Linked DNA regions of Homo sapiens: region 1 is linked to region 2. Evidence: chromatin loops called from intact Hi-C (ENCODE). Cell type or tissue: heart left ventricle. All regions are shown on one strand.

Region 1 (8,000 bases), 160 kb after region 2:
CACTGTCTACTTGGCTCTCCTGACGGGGAGGCACTGCAGAACAGCCCTTTAAGATAATTCCATCCTCCTTCACTTGCTATTATGCTTGAGGTTCTTTAGTGAATAAAAGTCTTATTCATGTGTCATAAAAGTGAATCATTTCCAAAGCTGAAAAAAGAAATGTATGACATACTCAAGTTCTTAAGAAAATTACTCAGTATTAAACATGATCAACACTTCCCACTCACTCAGCATTTTATGTAGATCAGAATATTGGAGTTGGAAGGCCAGCTAGCGAGCATCCAAGCCCACCCACTCACAAGGCTCAGTTAGGCTGCTACCCTGTGCATGCAGATCACACTGCAGATCACACTGGAAATGGCAGGATCACGAGGGCTAGTGCTGAAGCCCAGAAGTCAAAAGAACCCTATTTTCTCTCCCTCTGTCAGACATCCTCCAGCATCCTCACCAACTTCCCCAAGCCACAGCTTACCCTGAGAAGCATGTTAATTTCTTCCAGGCCCTTCTAGTCATTAACTTAGCTGGGGCCTTTACTGATGATCTGAGACAACACCCAAGCCATCTGCCTTATTTCCAGCATGAAAAAATTCTCCATGGACACTCTGTTCATCAGGAGAAATTATTATACTCACTACCAGAGAGAAAGAAAAAGGGAGAAGAGCTAATTTCTTTCATCTTCTAGAAGAAAATTTAAAAATAGTGCAAAGTCCCAGTAAGGTCGTTTGGTAAGTCATCTTCCTTTCATAGAAGAGCTCAGTGGAGAGGGCCTGGGACCCCTTAGAGCCACAGTCCCACTGTGTAACGGGCCTTGGGGACACCTGAGCAGGTGACTCACGTGGACCTGACATGACAAACATTTCAAAGGGCTAGCGTTTTGAAGAACCTCAGGGGAAATGCCAAGTGAACCAGTGTTAAATGGCAGTGGATTGTTAGAGCTGGGGTTGAAGCTTTCTTCCTGCTTCGTAGTGCATTCAGCCAGAAGGCAAAGCCAGGGTCACAGCATCTTCCAGGGCAAGGAAGGCAGCTTCTTATCTGGAACGTGGCATGAATTCAATAAGGACAGCCTAACTTGTCCCTCCTCCTCACTCTTCTCACTCTCCAACATTCTAAATCAGCAGAAGAACAAATTTAGCCTGAACTGTGATTAGAAGTCATTTTGTAAGTCTAAAATGTTTGCCAGCATTTTCCTATAATAAATCAGCACTCTCAGGGAGTTAAACTGGAACTTCCATTCTCTAATAAAACCCAAACTGACGTGAGCCTCATTTGCAAACTGAAACAAAAAACACTAAATGTTAACAACTCTTTTTAAGAGGTTGGGGTCATTATCCAACATCACCCACAGGGTCAGAAATCCAGCATGACACTCCATTCTTCTAATGACAGCAAATGTAGATTTAGGTTAAAACATTAAAATATAAACTATGCACTTTCAAAATAATCAAAGTTTATAAATAAATGGGTTATTTGGAAGAAATTATACTAAAATGTTTAAAACTCTGTGTGTAGGCATGCACATGTCTACATGTGTATCAATCTTTTTCAACATTCAGAATATTCAGAGCCTGCACATTATAAAGAACAGAATACTGAATTAGATGTTAAAATCCTAGAGTGTGCTCACAACCCTACCACTTACTAGCCATATGACCATGGCAGTGCATAGTATACAAAAAGTAGAGTCTATGGTGCTATGGAGTCCCCAGTTTAAAACCTGACTCTTCCATGTGCTATGCTAGCTATATAATCTAGTATGTTAGTTAAGCTACCTGAACCTGTAAAATAGAGGTAATGCCTACTTGATATGCTTTAAGGATTAATGATATTTATAAAGCTCATGGCAGGTGCTTTAGTAGTTCCCAATAATGGTAACCACTGAAGGTGTCTCTTTCAGAGCCCAGTTTGCTTATATGTGAAATGGGAAAAATGGCCTAAAGTTCTCTGGTACAGTGATGCACTGTGCATGGGAAGGGATTATCATTAAGATGCAGATTACAACTAAAATGAATGCAGCTTATTAGAGAATACACAGATTCTAGAGTTAGGTGGGAGACATGGGTGCTGATCTGGCTCTTCCACTAGTCTTTGGTGAAATGCGGATTATCTGTGCTCTTCAGAGCCAGCACAGTAGGGTGAAAAGAGCACTCAACGGGGGCATGCACAGATCATGGTACCATCTTCCTAAATCACTGGGGCTGTGATCTCCAACAAGCCACTTAACCCTTCCTTCTCAGCAAATTCTCCATGGTTTCTTCTCATTGGGAAGATCTCTGAATCCAGAATTACATTAGAGGATGAGGAGGAAAATAAAACATACAGGAAGTGACTATGGCTGAGGAGATAGAAACTAGGATAGCTATAGAGCAGGAGGAAGCACTAGGATCAAAGCAGACTGGACGAGACCACTGAGCTCTGAAAACCAGAGTTTTCAAAACTCCAAGGTGGTTATGAGAGGATAAAGTTGATGTTTAATGTTCAGCTAATCTCTGTAGAAACAGGCTATGCAGACCTGTAGGTTGAATATGGTTCCTGTTCTCAGCAGTCATGAGACCTTGGGATGGTAATAATTTGAAAGTCTTCTTTCTCACCTGTAAAATCAGAACAACATACCAAATAGGGTTGTTGGCTGGATTGAGAGAGTACACATGGAAAACCTAGCAGACTGCCTGGCACACAGGAGGTGCAAAATAAAGTTATTGTCATATACCACCTCAATACTTCTTCCTACAGTGATGCTCTCCAAACTCAAGGATCAGGAACTAAATAGTTAGATTATTCTCTTTTCTCAATTTGAAGCCACCAGTGAGGTTCCCGACATGCATTGTGCTGCTCTGATATCACAAGCCAAGCAGATTTTCCTCAGGCCACTTAATGCGTGTTGCATCAATTCTTCACGTGGCTACTTCTTTAGGCTTTCCCTTTTCACAGAACAACTGCCAGAGAAAGGCTCAATCTATTATGAAAAGTGTGGTTTGATCCACTTGAAAAAGAGAACTGTTCTTTTCTCCCCTTGAGGATCTGAGAAGTTTCTCTATGCATTACTACAGACAAGGGTGTGAATCCAACCCAAGCTCAGGGAAAGACTAGAAGGAAACTCCCTTCACACAGGTGGTGTTTAGTCCCCCACTAGTGGTGCAGTTTCAGAAACTCCAGAAGGGAAACCTTCCCACCTACTCCTTAATGACTGAGAAGCATTTCAAGGGAGAAACAGTTTTTCACACCACAATGGTAACTCGTTCATTCCTGTTGAGAAGAAAATAGTCATGGCCATATCCAAGGTACTCACATGCTAGGCTGTGCTGAACTAAGGGTAAGTGCACTTAAACAGGTGCCTGGGGTATTAATTTACAAGGAGTAACTACATGTCATTGGAGTAATTGGAAATTTGGTGCCAGTTAACTCAGGTTTCCACATGTAATTCCTTATGTTAGCAGCCTAACAAATGAAACTTGGCCCTTTTCCCATTCAACATAAGGAATAAGTCTCTTATTTTAAATTTGAAACTGTGGCAAGAAACTACCTTCTAGAAACAGAGAATCTTGATAACTGGGAGACATGTATTTTGGTGAGAACAAGCTAAAGCATCATCCTTGGAATAATAGGTATTTCATATTCTTGAAGATGGGAGTTAGTAATAGGTGAGGATACGTAAGCTTGGAGTATGGTGGTTGGGGCAATGCCGAGCAGCACAATCCTAGAGCAAGCGAAAGAGAGCAAGAGCCCACAAAAGTGGTTGGAGGGAGTGAGATCTGGGAGGGATAAGGGTGCGGGACAAAGAGAGTAGGATGCTTTGAAAGGGAACAAGAAGGGAGACTTAGCAGCTGACAGGCCTGCTCACAAGGCCCGGGAGACTGATTGTCGATTGGGGATATTCGACAGAAATGCCGTGAGCTGTAAAACCTCATATTCCCTACAGCCCCTAGGCCCACTTGTCTTTCTGCTAAATTATCTTTAAACTCTTTCTCATTCTTGCTAGATAGAGTTTTAGTTTTGGAAAAAGGAATACAAAGATAGTTAAAATGTTCATGATTGTTTTTTCCAACAGAACGCCAGTTTTCCCATTTCTACCAAAAACATGTTGAATAAACATTCTAAGCATGTTCTTTTAAAGGGGTACCACACACTTACCTGCCCAGGGTGCCCACACGGTATGGTCTGATCTTGGTGCCAGGAACTGCATGGGGCTATGTGCATCTCATTTGAGGTACAGTTACTGATATTAAGTGAGGGCCAATGAATCCTCAAGATCTTACCGTGGGGGCTGCATTTGATAAAGGCAAGGGAAGGCAAGGAGAAACTGAGTATAGGAGCAAGAAACTGGATGCTGTGGTTTAAGGACCATATCAGGAAGGAGAGGCTAGGCTCCAAAACAGTAATTGCAGGGTCAGTGCTGATTCATAACTTTGTAAATCTTTTACACCTGCAATTGTGAGGCCCACGCTCCATGAGGAAGAAGGTTGGCCAAGATTTACAAATGTTGATAAACCTAAAAAAGCATTTCTACTCTACCTACAGAGGCTAGGACTGAGAAGTCACTGCTCTTGGCAAATAAGCGATTGGTAATCTGTGTAAGAGAAATTACCAGGAGGGGCAGAAACTGGGACATGTGGAGAGCTGGACAGAAGTGGGTTGAAAAGTGAATACTCAGTGAGGAAATAGGGCTGACCAGAAGGTTTGGTGTTAAAGGAAAGCAGAGAGAATCTGTGATGGCTTTGCAGGTAAGTAAGATAGGCATGAATCTTTTTTTCCAAAAGAAAGAATCTGGAGTTATATTAACCTACAGATGGGTGTTGGTGGCATGCTTCTATTTGACATTTTCTCCTCTCAGCAGCAGAGGGAGGTAGAGAGTAAAAAAAATGATGTGGATTGAGCCCTATAGGAATACAAAGGGCTCCAAAATGGAAGGTATTTATCATAAGGAAATAATTTGAAAATCTCAAGAGCTAACAGGCAGCTCTATAGAATCTCTGCTATTTAGGAGGCAGAAAGACATAACTCGAGTCTAGGGGAAGATGAGATAACATGGGATAAAGAAAGAGATTTGCATTTTAAAAAGACTACGCATATTAAAGTGGCCTTTTCTGATCCTTCTTTAGCATGTCGATGTAGGATCTTATGTAAATATGGGACTTGAGTTTGAGGTCTGGCTTTGTGCATTTTGGATAAACTGCTTTTCCCTAGACCTCAGGAATGAGGGTGACAAAACACCAGGTGGGAACAGAGAAGGAAACAAACCATAACAAAAGTTGCCGCTCCAGAGAATGGAACCTTGCCCTCAACAGCACCGGAGTCTCTCCCTTCCAGTTGAGCCCTTTACCACTTTTTCAAAAAGCCATTTTGAAATGTGGAAGTGAATGCTGAAGTACATGAAGCCACAGTTATTGCTGTGTTTAGGGGGCCATGTCACTGCTGGGCAGACTGTTAGCATATAACTTCAGCATCTCAAAGCACCTAGCAGTCCCTGAAAGGCTGCTAATGCCTGGAGGCAGGCACTCACTTCATTTCAATAGACTTCCCATTCCTGAACCACTTAGAGATGGGGGAAGCCTTTCTTGAATGACTTACTGCATTTTCAGAGAATATGGCCAGGGAACAACTAAGTTACTTTCCTTCATAATCTGATTCAGTCTATATATATTCCAGCAAAATTCTGGCTATCAGCCTTCTAATGTGGTCCTGAAACTGTGTGTGTGTGTGCATGTAAGAGACCGAGAGAGGCTGTTTTCTATCGAAAAGTTCAAACTATCATGTACTTATTTTATCCAGTAATTCAATTTTTTCACCTTTGACTAAACCATCTCAGAATTGCCTGTCTTGCAGTTCTTTAGCTTTTGCTTACCTGGTTCACAATTCAGTGTTAAACAGGAAATGGAGAAACAGGCACCAAGAAGAAAGGAGAGAGATGAGGCGTTCTATGAACATCTGTCCCTGATGAATTCCAAGGAAAGACGGGCCCACTCATGAGAGATCTACTACCCCCCGCAACCCATGTATTCTAGGATCCACGCAGCTCTTTTCAGGTGCTTGTTATTTTGTGGCCATGGTAGCATATTTTGAAAACTCATACCATTGTTGTAAGATTCACATGTAAATCTGAAATCTATTATTTGGTGAATAACAGTACGACAGTACAAGGAAGCATGAGAAGAGAGAGGGAATCACTTTTGGAACTTGGTTAAAATTAGTACAGTCAACTTCTTCCAGCATTTACTGTTTTTATTTGCCATTTGTTATAAAAATTGGATCTTTATTTTACACAAAAGGTACTTTAAAAACAGTGAAGTTTACCAAAAGCTACTGAATCTGTGGCAAAGGGATTTACCACCAAAAATGCAGATTTACACAGTAAACCTGAGGGCCAAAAACATTGAACAAAATCTTCCATTTTCTAATAATTCATTACCAGAAGCAAAAACAATTGTACACAGATAAATATGTGAAGGTTAACAAATGCTAGCTTTCACTCTTGCACTAACCAAATAAAATGTCTCTATTCCAGATTGGCCCATTATTTCACTAAGTGAAGTATTTGAAGAATTTAAAAAAAATCTTCTTGTAAACATTAATATTTAAATACAACATATATATGCACGAACACATCCATTCTAACTCTATACCCCTTTGTATTCTTAAAATTGCACCATCTCTGTTAGAGATAATGTACAACATGCAGAAGGCATTCATAATTGTTTTTCTCAGCAGTAGTGTATTATACAAGTTAAATGCAAAAGTTAAATATGAAATTAAACTCAACTGAAAGCCATCTCGACTCAGTACTTTGGCTCATTATTCTATGTTAATGCTTTAGTGCTGATGAAATTATTCATATAAAAAATCTGAAGAGAATGTAGCCTGTTACCAAAGGTATGTAGTAGATAGCTCCCTGTGGATACAGAAGTGATGGACAAGAAACAGAAGGAAACCAGTGAAATAAGACTGCAGGTTTTCACTGCTTCAGCTTTTCACATCCAGCTGAAAAGAAATAATTATATCGAGGGCATTCTGCAACAGTAATTAGCTTATACTATTTCAAATATATATATGATGACTTCATAATACAAACTAGGATGCAAAATAACTCCTTCCCTCCCCCACCATTCTGTCTGTTTCCAGATAGAAATAAACAGATTCTGATGCAATGTACAGTTACTGAAAACAAAGCAGATCTACAGTTACATTGTCCTGCTTTGGGTACAGATCAGCTCTAAATACTGCAGGATGGGCAAAGTAAAACTACTCAATGAGACATAATTACAGGCACTGGCTTCCTCCTAAATAAATACATGCTCAAATATCATTGCAAATCTTCTGGCACAAATATATTCTGTTACTGTACAATTGCTGATCAAATTTAGTGCGGTAGGTGAGTGGAGAAGGAAAACAACATACCTTATGTGCATAGGATGATGCTAAGAGAATGTGAAGATGGAAAGATGAAAAGAAAATTTTATTGAAAACACAAGAAAATAATGTTAAGGGCACAGAATAATTGTTTGATTATTTTAATGGTTTTTGAACCCATCAATATTATGCAATATTTTAATTAAACATAAAATTTTAATCACAAAACACTTGAACCGAAAAAAAATTTTTCACTATCAAACAATGTTATGCAAATACATCACTGCAGTGCACCACAGCACACCTATTGGAGCTATGCCACAGCACTGAGATACTGAGGATCTCTATTTACCCTGTTTAACACAATGTGAAGTGACATAAAATACAGTGACATACAGGGGAAAGAAATTAAGACTGGGAGTGAAGAATGAAAAGATAGTATCTGTGTGCCACACAGATGTACCCTGATGTAAGTTAGGAAAAGAACACTACTCCTTTACTGGAATGCTCAAAAACACTTAGGTTCTCAGATTAAGGTTGAGCATGTGATTTCTTCTAAATGTCATAACTTAGGGAACAGAGCACTTCATGATTAATGAATTAAAAAACGTGCTATCATACTTAATTTAATCTACAACCTCCTGCAATTTTGAAAAAAA
Region 2 (8,000 bases):
GAAACCCCGTTTCTACTAAAAATATAATAACAAAAAAAATTAACTGGGTGTGGTGGTGCGTGCCTGTAATTCCAGCTACTTGGGAGGCTGAAGCAGGGGAATCACTTGAAACCCGGAGGCGGAGGTTGCCGTGAGCTGAGATCATGACACTGCATGCCAGCTTGGGTGACAGAGCGAGACTCCGTCTCCAAAACAAACAAACAAAAAGACCACCCTACAGAAGAGCAAGTGTAACAGAGGGTAAGCTGGAGAGGAAAGAGACAGAGGTCTTAACCGATTGTAGTTAACATAGCTCCCAAGTTTTACAAAAGCTTATGACTATGGGAACACATTTCTCGGGCCCCAAGCATGAAAAGGGCTCATGAAAGGGAGGGGTCCTAGAACTTCATTAACATCATAGTAATTTGCCTTGCCAACCAGGAATGAGCCCTGCTTGGATGGACCACCTGCTCACAGTGTATTTACATTTACAGAATTGGCACACTGGTGTGCTTGTGGGCAAATGCAGGTTAATATGTGTTACTGTCAGAGTTTAGCAGTTGGTCAACCTCCAACAGGAGTCAGCAACGGTGTAGAATTTCCCTGAGTTTTAAATGTATGTCTTAGCCCTAAAGGCCTTTGGAAAGTTATTGGTCTTATTAGTGAGTTCATATGCCATTGAAAGATGTTTGACTAGAAAATGACATTTTAGTAAACGGGTAAGGAAGAGACTTACGAAAAAAGGACCATGAAGACACTGGGAAAATTAAAGAGAGCCCAGTAAGATGTCTTATCAGTTTATGATTCTCTTTTGTACACTAGTAATTTATAAGGGAACAGTCACAGTTAGGAATGATTTCAGCTACATGTAACATAATAGTTAACTAATGGTGGCTTAAATAATAAAGATAATTAACTCTTAGAACAAAAAGTCTGAAGGTAGGTGACTGATAACTCTGTTATTTTAGGACTCTGTCACTATCTTTACGATTCTTAAGGTAAAAATATGATTGTCACAGCTCTGGGAATCATTTGTTCAAAGGCAGAAAACAGGAGGCAGCTAGATAGTGTGTGTCTATCTCTTTTCAGTAAAGAGGAGAAATCTTTCCTAAGCAATTACCTATCAGAATTGCTCTTTAAATCTCATTGGCCAAAACTGGGCACATGGGCACCCCTAGCTGCAAGGAGGAGTTGGGAAAGTGAATATCTGGCAAAAGGGTATGAGAGTTTGTTGATTGGCTTAGACTTGTCATGCTTTATCTTTCAGGACTGGGCACATAGCTGTCCTGAGAAAGAATATGGATTTTATTAGTAAGGAATAAAAGGGATATGGCTATTGGGTGGCAACAAATGGCAGATGCAACCAGAACCTTTGGGTTGAGTAAAACTATCTTTTTACTTAGCAATTATCAAACTAACATGAATTAAGAACACACATGAATACAAACAATAATTTCGTTAGCAAATATTCTGTGCTAGGAACTTGGTACTAGATGTTAGATATATATTATCTGCAATTTTCACAGCAGTCCTGCAAGATGAATATTCTCCCTGTTTTCAGAAAGATTAGGTTATATCCCAATTAGAGAAATAAGTAGCTCTATTCTGACTTCTATCATTGAAGTCTTGCCTTTCTTGAACTTCAAATCAATTAAATCATATAGGAGGTACTTTTTGGTTTCCAACTTCTCTTGCTCAATATTAGATTCTGGACTCATTCATGTTGTTAATGAATACCATGAATAACTTATTTTTTAGTGCTGTGTACTTATTGTTTGAAAAAAATCAAAATTTATTCATTTTACTGTAGATTGACATTTGGGTTGTTCCTAGTTTAGTGAAATGATTAAAGTAATTAAGATTATTATATGTGATATGATTAGATCATAAATTATATGATTATATAGCTATATGAGTAGGTGACTAATATATAAGTATATATCTTATTATATATTATATAACATATTATATTTACAGAACCGACCAAAATAAATCTGACAAAAAGTACTCCTTTTTGTTGGATTTGCAATTTGTTGGATTTATATACAAGAGTAAAATAAAGTATTTTTAGCTTTAGTAGATACTCTCTAAAAGATTTCCAAAGTAGTTGTACCAAGTTACACTCCCATCAGCAAATTATGAGAGATTTATTTGCCAATGGTTGGCTTTGTTATATATATTATTTTAGAAGGTAGTAAGGAATATGGTATGTGCTATGGAAAAGGAGAAGTTGGGCAAGATAAAGGGGATTGGAAGTACTGGGGGAAAGTAGAGCAGTTTGAAATTTTAAATATGTGGTCAGGATTGGCTTTTATTTATTTGTTTTTTTGACAGGGTCTTGCTCTGTTGCCCAGGCTGGAGTGCAGTGGCATGATCATGGCTCACACTGCAGCCTCAACCTCCCAGGCTCAAGCAGTCCTCCTGCCTCCCAAGTAGCTAGGACTATAGGTGTGTGCCACCGTCCTCTACGAAAAATATATTTTGTATTTTTTGTAGAGATGGGGTTTTGCCGTGTTGCCCAGGCTGGTCTGGAACTCCTGGGCCCAAGCTGTCTGCTGCCTTCACCTCTCAAAGTGCTGAGATTACAGGTATGAGCCGCCATGCCTGGCTGGCTTTTTTTTTTTTTTTTTTTTTTTGAAGGTGACAACTGAACAAAGTCATGAAAAAGTAAGCGAAAGAGCTATGCAGGTATGTGAGGAAAATATTCTAGGTAGAGGGAAAAGCCAACACAAAGGCTATTAATAAATTGCTGGTGCTTTCCAGCAAAAGCAATTGGTCATTGTGGAAGAAACAGAGTGAACAAGGGAGAAAGGTATGGGAAATAACATGAAGGGGGAAAAGAGCCAGATCATGTAGGGCCTCCAGGACATGGTGAGTGCTTTGGCTTTTACACCGAGTGAAATAGGGAGCTACAATAGGGGTTTGAGCAGATGAGTGACATAATCTGATTTACACTTAAAAAAATTCTGGTGGCTAGATTAAAAATAACTGTGGGCAGGAGCAGGGAGATGAATTAGTCTATTGCAGGAGGTGACAGTAGCTTTAACCAAAGTGGTGATAGTGGACGCTCCAGGCAAATAGGGTGTCAAAAGCCGAGGTGCAGAGATGGAAAGTTCAGTTCAAGGCCGGTATCAGAACTGTGAGCAAACCAGTTGTCTTTCTAACGGGGGAAGGAAAATGACAGCTGCCATTTATTGAACATTCACTATGTGGCAAGCATTGTGCTAAATTTGATACTCCGGCGACCTCTTTTAGTCTCCATGACAACCCTGTAAAGACATTTAGAATTTAGAACCTTTCATACAGTTCCATGACTAAAACGTAGCACACCTGGCATTCCAACCCTTCATTTCATTCTACTCTAGCACTAAAGCTAGAAGGGAAGCTTGAGGCCACATTGTGGAGTGCCAAGAGGTTTGAACTTTTGCCTGGTTTGAACTTTTACCTTCTTAATCTTTTCCCCGCATCCCCACATTTGAGGACAGGACACCTCCAGGAACTGCAGCTCAGCAACAGGGGTTCAGCGTGAGCGCGGCCTGGGGAGGGTCATCGCCTTTTTGGGGAGTGTGGGGAGAAACGCGGCTCGCCTTGTCGTGGCTGGCGATACGCCTCTGCAGGAAGGGTGTGTCTCCCCGCTTGAGGATTCTCCCTATAGATAAAGAGGAGACTCAGCAGAGCCTTAATTAGAGATCACAGAGGACTGACAACGAGCGTCCGGAAGACGAATTGGCAGCGAGGTGCATGGATTCGATACAGAAGCTGGAGATAGAGTCCAGCTAACAGACCACTGCAGTTCGACGGAGCCAGAGTGAGGCAACGAGGAGAGATGTCGGGGAAGGAAAGGGGATGGGACTTGGGGACTGGAGCGGCTCGAGAGCGACGGAGAAGGGGGCGTTAGGCTCTAAGGATTCTCTTACTGTGCCTCCTCCCCGTGTCCTCGGGTGGCGGCTGCGCAGCCCTCCAGCCCTCAGAGCTGCCCTGCAGCACCTTGGCCACTAGGAGGCAGGCCCGCCTTATCTGGAGCCCCGGCCGCCGCTCACTCCAGGGAGGGCTGCGCTGCTGCTTAAATTCCAAGTCAGGCCAGCCCCTGGAACGCTTAATGGGAGCTTAGATTTAGAACAGTTGATTTTCATTGAGACGGAAATTTGGACAGTCTCCCACTTGATTGAAAACGGCTAGAAACAAGGCTTACGGTAGAGCAATGAATGCCAGAGTGCAGGCGCCGGTGCCCAGGCGGCCCGGGGAACAGGAGGGCCGGAGGAGGAAACAGCTGCCTGCAAAACACCAGCAGCGCCCTTAATTAACACCAGTGCTGGCCAGGGGGATTGTGCTTCCGGAAATTCCCAACGTCCTTTCCCTGCTTGCCCAGGGCCATTCCATTATACAGTTTCAGACCAGTCCCAGGTCTGAAATGGAAAGAGATGTTACCCTAGATGCCCGGAGACAGCGGGGCCGCAGAGACCTCGCACAGCCGAATAGCAGTGGAGCAGGTGTGTGTGTGTGCATGTGCATGTGTGCACGCTGTGAGGGTGTGGTGTGTGTAACATGCTCCCATGTGTCCGTGTGCCCGCTCTGCAGGGGGAATGTTAATGTTTGATTGTTGTTTGGCTTCAGCCCAAAAGAGAAACAAATAATGAGGTGAACGGAAATGAGCTGGAGTCTCTGCTTTCACCGCTAATTAGTCCCTGCTCGATTTTGACGAAGAAGACATACAATAGACACAAGTGAGCAACGAATGAGAAACTCAGGGACCTAGGCTGGGGAAAGGGCGTCGGGTGGGGGGTGTGTGGGCAGGGCTAGGAAGGGAATCTCAGAAGCCAGTGTGCCTGGATCAGGCCGACAGGTCATTCCCACCCTTAGATGAAAATCTGCGCATTATTCCATCTTGGCTGGCATCTCTTATGGGCTGGCCTTCATCTTACTAACGCCATTTCACTTTTTGAAGGGTTGACAGTTACCTTCTTCACCTTCCCCTGGGCAGTTCTTTGTTGTCTTTGTCAGGCTGGCCCCTGTCCATATTTCTCAGAGCCCTGGTCACAGCTCTCTTACTCACCAGCTGCTCAGACAAACCCAGCCTTGACCTGGCTCTGCACTTCAGCACGTTGCCTGCTGCTCCTTAGACTCTTCTCTTGCTACCTGTGAAAGGTCAGATGCAAAATGGTGAAGGCAGAAACAGACTGTTTGATGACAAGGTGAGGAAGAGCTGCTGCTCAATATACCTGTGTGTCTATTGATGTGCAAGTGAGCAGGAAAGATGGTGGTAGAAAGTCATGTTAGAGACCTCTGTGGCAGACCCTTCAATTATCAGCAATGCCAAGGGTCCCTGTCTGTGGGGCCCCCACAGGCACAACTCGTATGGGCTCCAGAGACACCATTTCAGCTTGAGAATGTGTCCCCCAAGTTGCTAAAGTATGTGTCCTACCCTCAGAGTACCTGGTCTCTCCAGGGCTCTCATAGCCCCTTGTGAATATATGCCTAGGAGTGCATGCTCCTTGAGCATGAATATGAGAATTATAAAAAAAATTCTTCACCCAGAGCAGGTTCTCCTCAGACTTGTATTCTCGAATGTGTGTGTGAGAGAGGGAACTTCATTTCTTTCACATCCTAATAAATACAGAGAATGGTCACTTCTTAGAAACTGTTGTTCACAGCACTTCTGGGTTGTTGCTAGTCTTTATTCCCTTTCTTTTTGCTTGCCCCTTTAGGGCACAACTGTCCCAGTACAGGTTTTCTTTCTAATGCTGCTCTTCTTTTTTGTTTGTTTGTTTGAGATGGACTCTCACTCTGTTGCCCAGGCTGGAGTGCAGTGGTGCGATCTCAGCTCACTGCAAGCTCTGCCTCCTGGGTTCAAGCAATTCTCCTGCCTCAGCTTCCCAAGCAGCTGGGATTATAGGCGCGTACCACCACACCCAGCTAATTTTTGTATTATTAGTAGAGATGGGGTTTCACGATGTTGGCCAGGCTGGTCTCGAACTCCTGATCTCAAGTGATCTACCCGCCTCAGCCTCCTAAAGTGCTGGGATTACAGGCATGAGCCACCATGCCCAGCATGCTCTTCCTTTATAATTTGGTAGATTGGGCCATGGTGGGAGTTCTCAAACTTTAATAATAATAAAAAAAGTCTCTCAAGGAGTTTGTTTTAAATGCAGATTTCTCAGGTCCTGCCCAAATCTATGGAATCAGAATTTCTGGAGCAGTCCATGGGAATCGGCATTTTACCAATCCCTCTGCTACCTCCTCCTCTAAGATCCGAAGTCAGATGGTTCACAGAACACATATCATAAAACGTGGTGCTGATGGAGGCCTTGGGCCCTTGTCTGGCTTGCTCAGGCTGCTATAACAAAACACTGTAAACTGGATGACTTATAAACAACAGCAATTTAATTCTCACAGTTCTGGAGGCTGGAAGTCCAAGATTGGATTTGGTTTCTGGTGAGTGCTCACTTCCTGTTTCCTAGAACAGTTCTTTTCCCCTGCGTCCTCACTAAGTGAAAAGGGAAGATAAGCTCCCTTGGGCTCCTTTATAAGGGCACTGTTCTCACTCATGAGCCCTCCATTTCATGACCTAATCACCTCCCAAAGGTCCCACCTCTTAATACCATCACCTTGGGGTTTAGATCTCAACATATGAGTTTTGGAGAGACACAAACATTCAAACAAAAGCAGTCCTTTTCTTAATTTTGAGAGTTATTTATATATTTTAGACTCAAGACCTTTCTTAGAGATGTAATTTCTAAATATTTTCTTCCTGTCTGTAATTTGTCTTTTGATCCTTTGTCCAAGGTCTTTCACAGAAGTTTTTAATTTTGATGAGATCCAATTTATAAATTTTTCTTCTTATGGCTCATGCTTTTGGTGTCAAGTCTAAGAACTTTGCTTAGTCCTACACCCCAAAGATTTTTCTCTTATATAGTTGTATGTTTATGTTTTAGTCAATTATCCATTTTGAGTTAATTTTGGTATTGGTTTAGGTCCAATTGCTCCAGCACCATTTATTGAAAAGGCTGTTTCTCCTCTATTGCATTGCTTTTACTTCTTTGTCTAAAATTAATGGGAATTTTGAGTGGGTCTATATCTGTGTTCTCTATTCTGTTCCACTGATTGATTGCTTTGCCTGTTCCCTCTACCAATACCATACTGTTTGGATACAGCACTTATATATAGGGCCTTAACATTTGGAAGCGTGATTCTTCCCACTTTATTCTTGTTTTTAAAGTTTTTTTTTTTTTTTTTTTTTTTTTGTTTTTTGCAATTCTTGGGTCTTTCCCTTTCCATATAAATTTTAGAGTAAGCTTGTCTATGTCTATGAAAAAAACTTATTTAAATTTTGATAGTAATTACATTAACATGATCTGGTTACGGAGAAGAAACTGTGTGGAAAAGTTGGGCAGTCGTAGTTGCTATATGATTTGTTAATAAACTTTGATCCTTCTAGAATCCTAGAACCAGAGAGGACTCAACACTTTAAACTGGCTCCAGGGAACATTGTAGGTTCTTGGGGGTTCATAAACTGTCTTTAGGAAAACGGAGCTGTCTTAAGAGAAGTAAGTTGTACGTACTTCTCTGAGAACCGAACTTTCTCTCTTATGGCTGTGAGAACCAAATGTTTACTTAAGTAAAATTGATCTTCATTTCTACTTCAACAGGGAAGGAAGAGCTGAAGGACCCTGGGGATGATTGAACATAGCCTCTCACCAGCGCGCTCAGGAATTGTCCTGAGAGCAGCAGGAGGAGTGGTAATCCTGCAAGAGAAGGTGGCTTTGTTGAGAGCCTTTAAATTCAGCTTTATTACTCGCCAGTCTCCTTCCTTGTGTTCTGGCCATATTTCTTATCCATTAGGCAGCCAGCCCTTCACATGAGATCCTCCTGGTTTTGCATTCTTTTCTGCAATGCTGACACTTCCTTCTAGTTACACCCTTTGGCACTCTAATCTGTGGTCTTAGTTTTAGTCACTGATGAAGATATTTGGCACATTAACTCTTATTTCAGTTAACACCAGATGAAGTGAACTCAATTCCTCT

Evidence for each region. A loop is a pair of places that touch in the nucleus more often than their neighbours do. Peaks named below come from ENCODE experiments on the same cell type or tissue, not always from the same donor. Only the 100,000 strongest peaks of a DNase experiment are listed, where the experiment ranks them.
Region 1: it touches region 2 in a loop (6-fold over the local background); 38 of 110 quality-filtered maps call a loop at or near these places.

Annotation. Positions count from the first base shown.
Region 1 is chr1:89,596,060-89,604,059 of GRCh38, reverse strand. LRRC8B (leucine rich repeat containing 8 VRAC subunit B) reads right to left here. Exons shown (of 6, transcript NM_001369817.2): 6 at 6,199-8,000. Among named protein-coding and RNA genes, the nearest start is that of LRRC8C-DT, 33 kb to the left of the region's middle. RefSeq lists enhancers at 3,044-3,293, 5,341-5,857. In heart left ventricle, CTCF peaks have their summits at 4,597 and 4,800 (motif pointing right); no DNase peak of the experiment used is centred here; H3K27ac peaks cover 442 bases.
Region 2 is chr1:89,759,118-89,767,117 of GRCh38, reverse strand. No RefSeq gene overlaps it. Among named protein-coding and RNA genes, the nearest start is that of LRRC8D, 58 kb to the left of the region's middle. RefSeq lists an enhancer at 3,884-4,384. In heart left ventricle, a CTCF peak has its summit at 3,965 (motif pointing right); DNase peaks (open chromatin) are centred at 3,535 and 3,987; H3K4me3 peaks cover 1,419 bases; H3K27ac peaks cover 1,675 bases.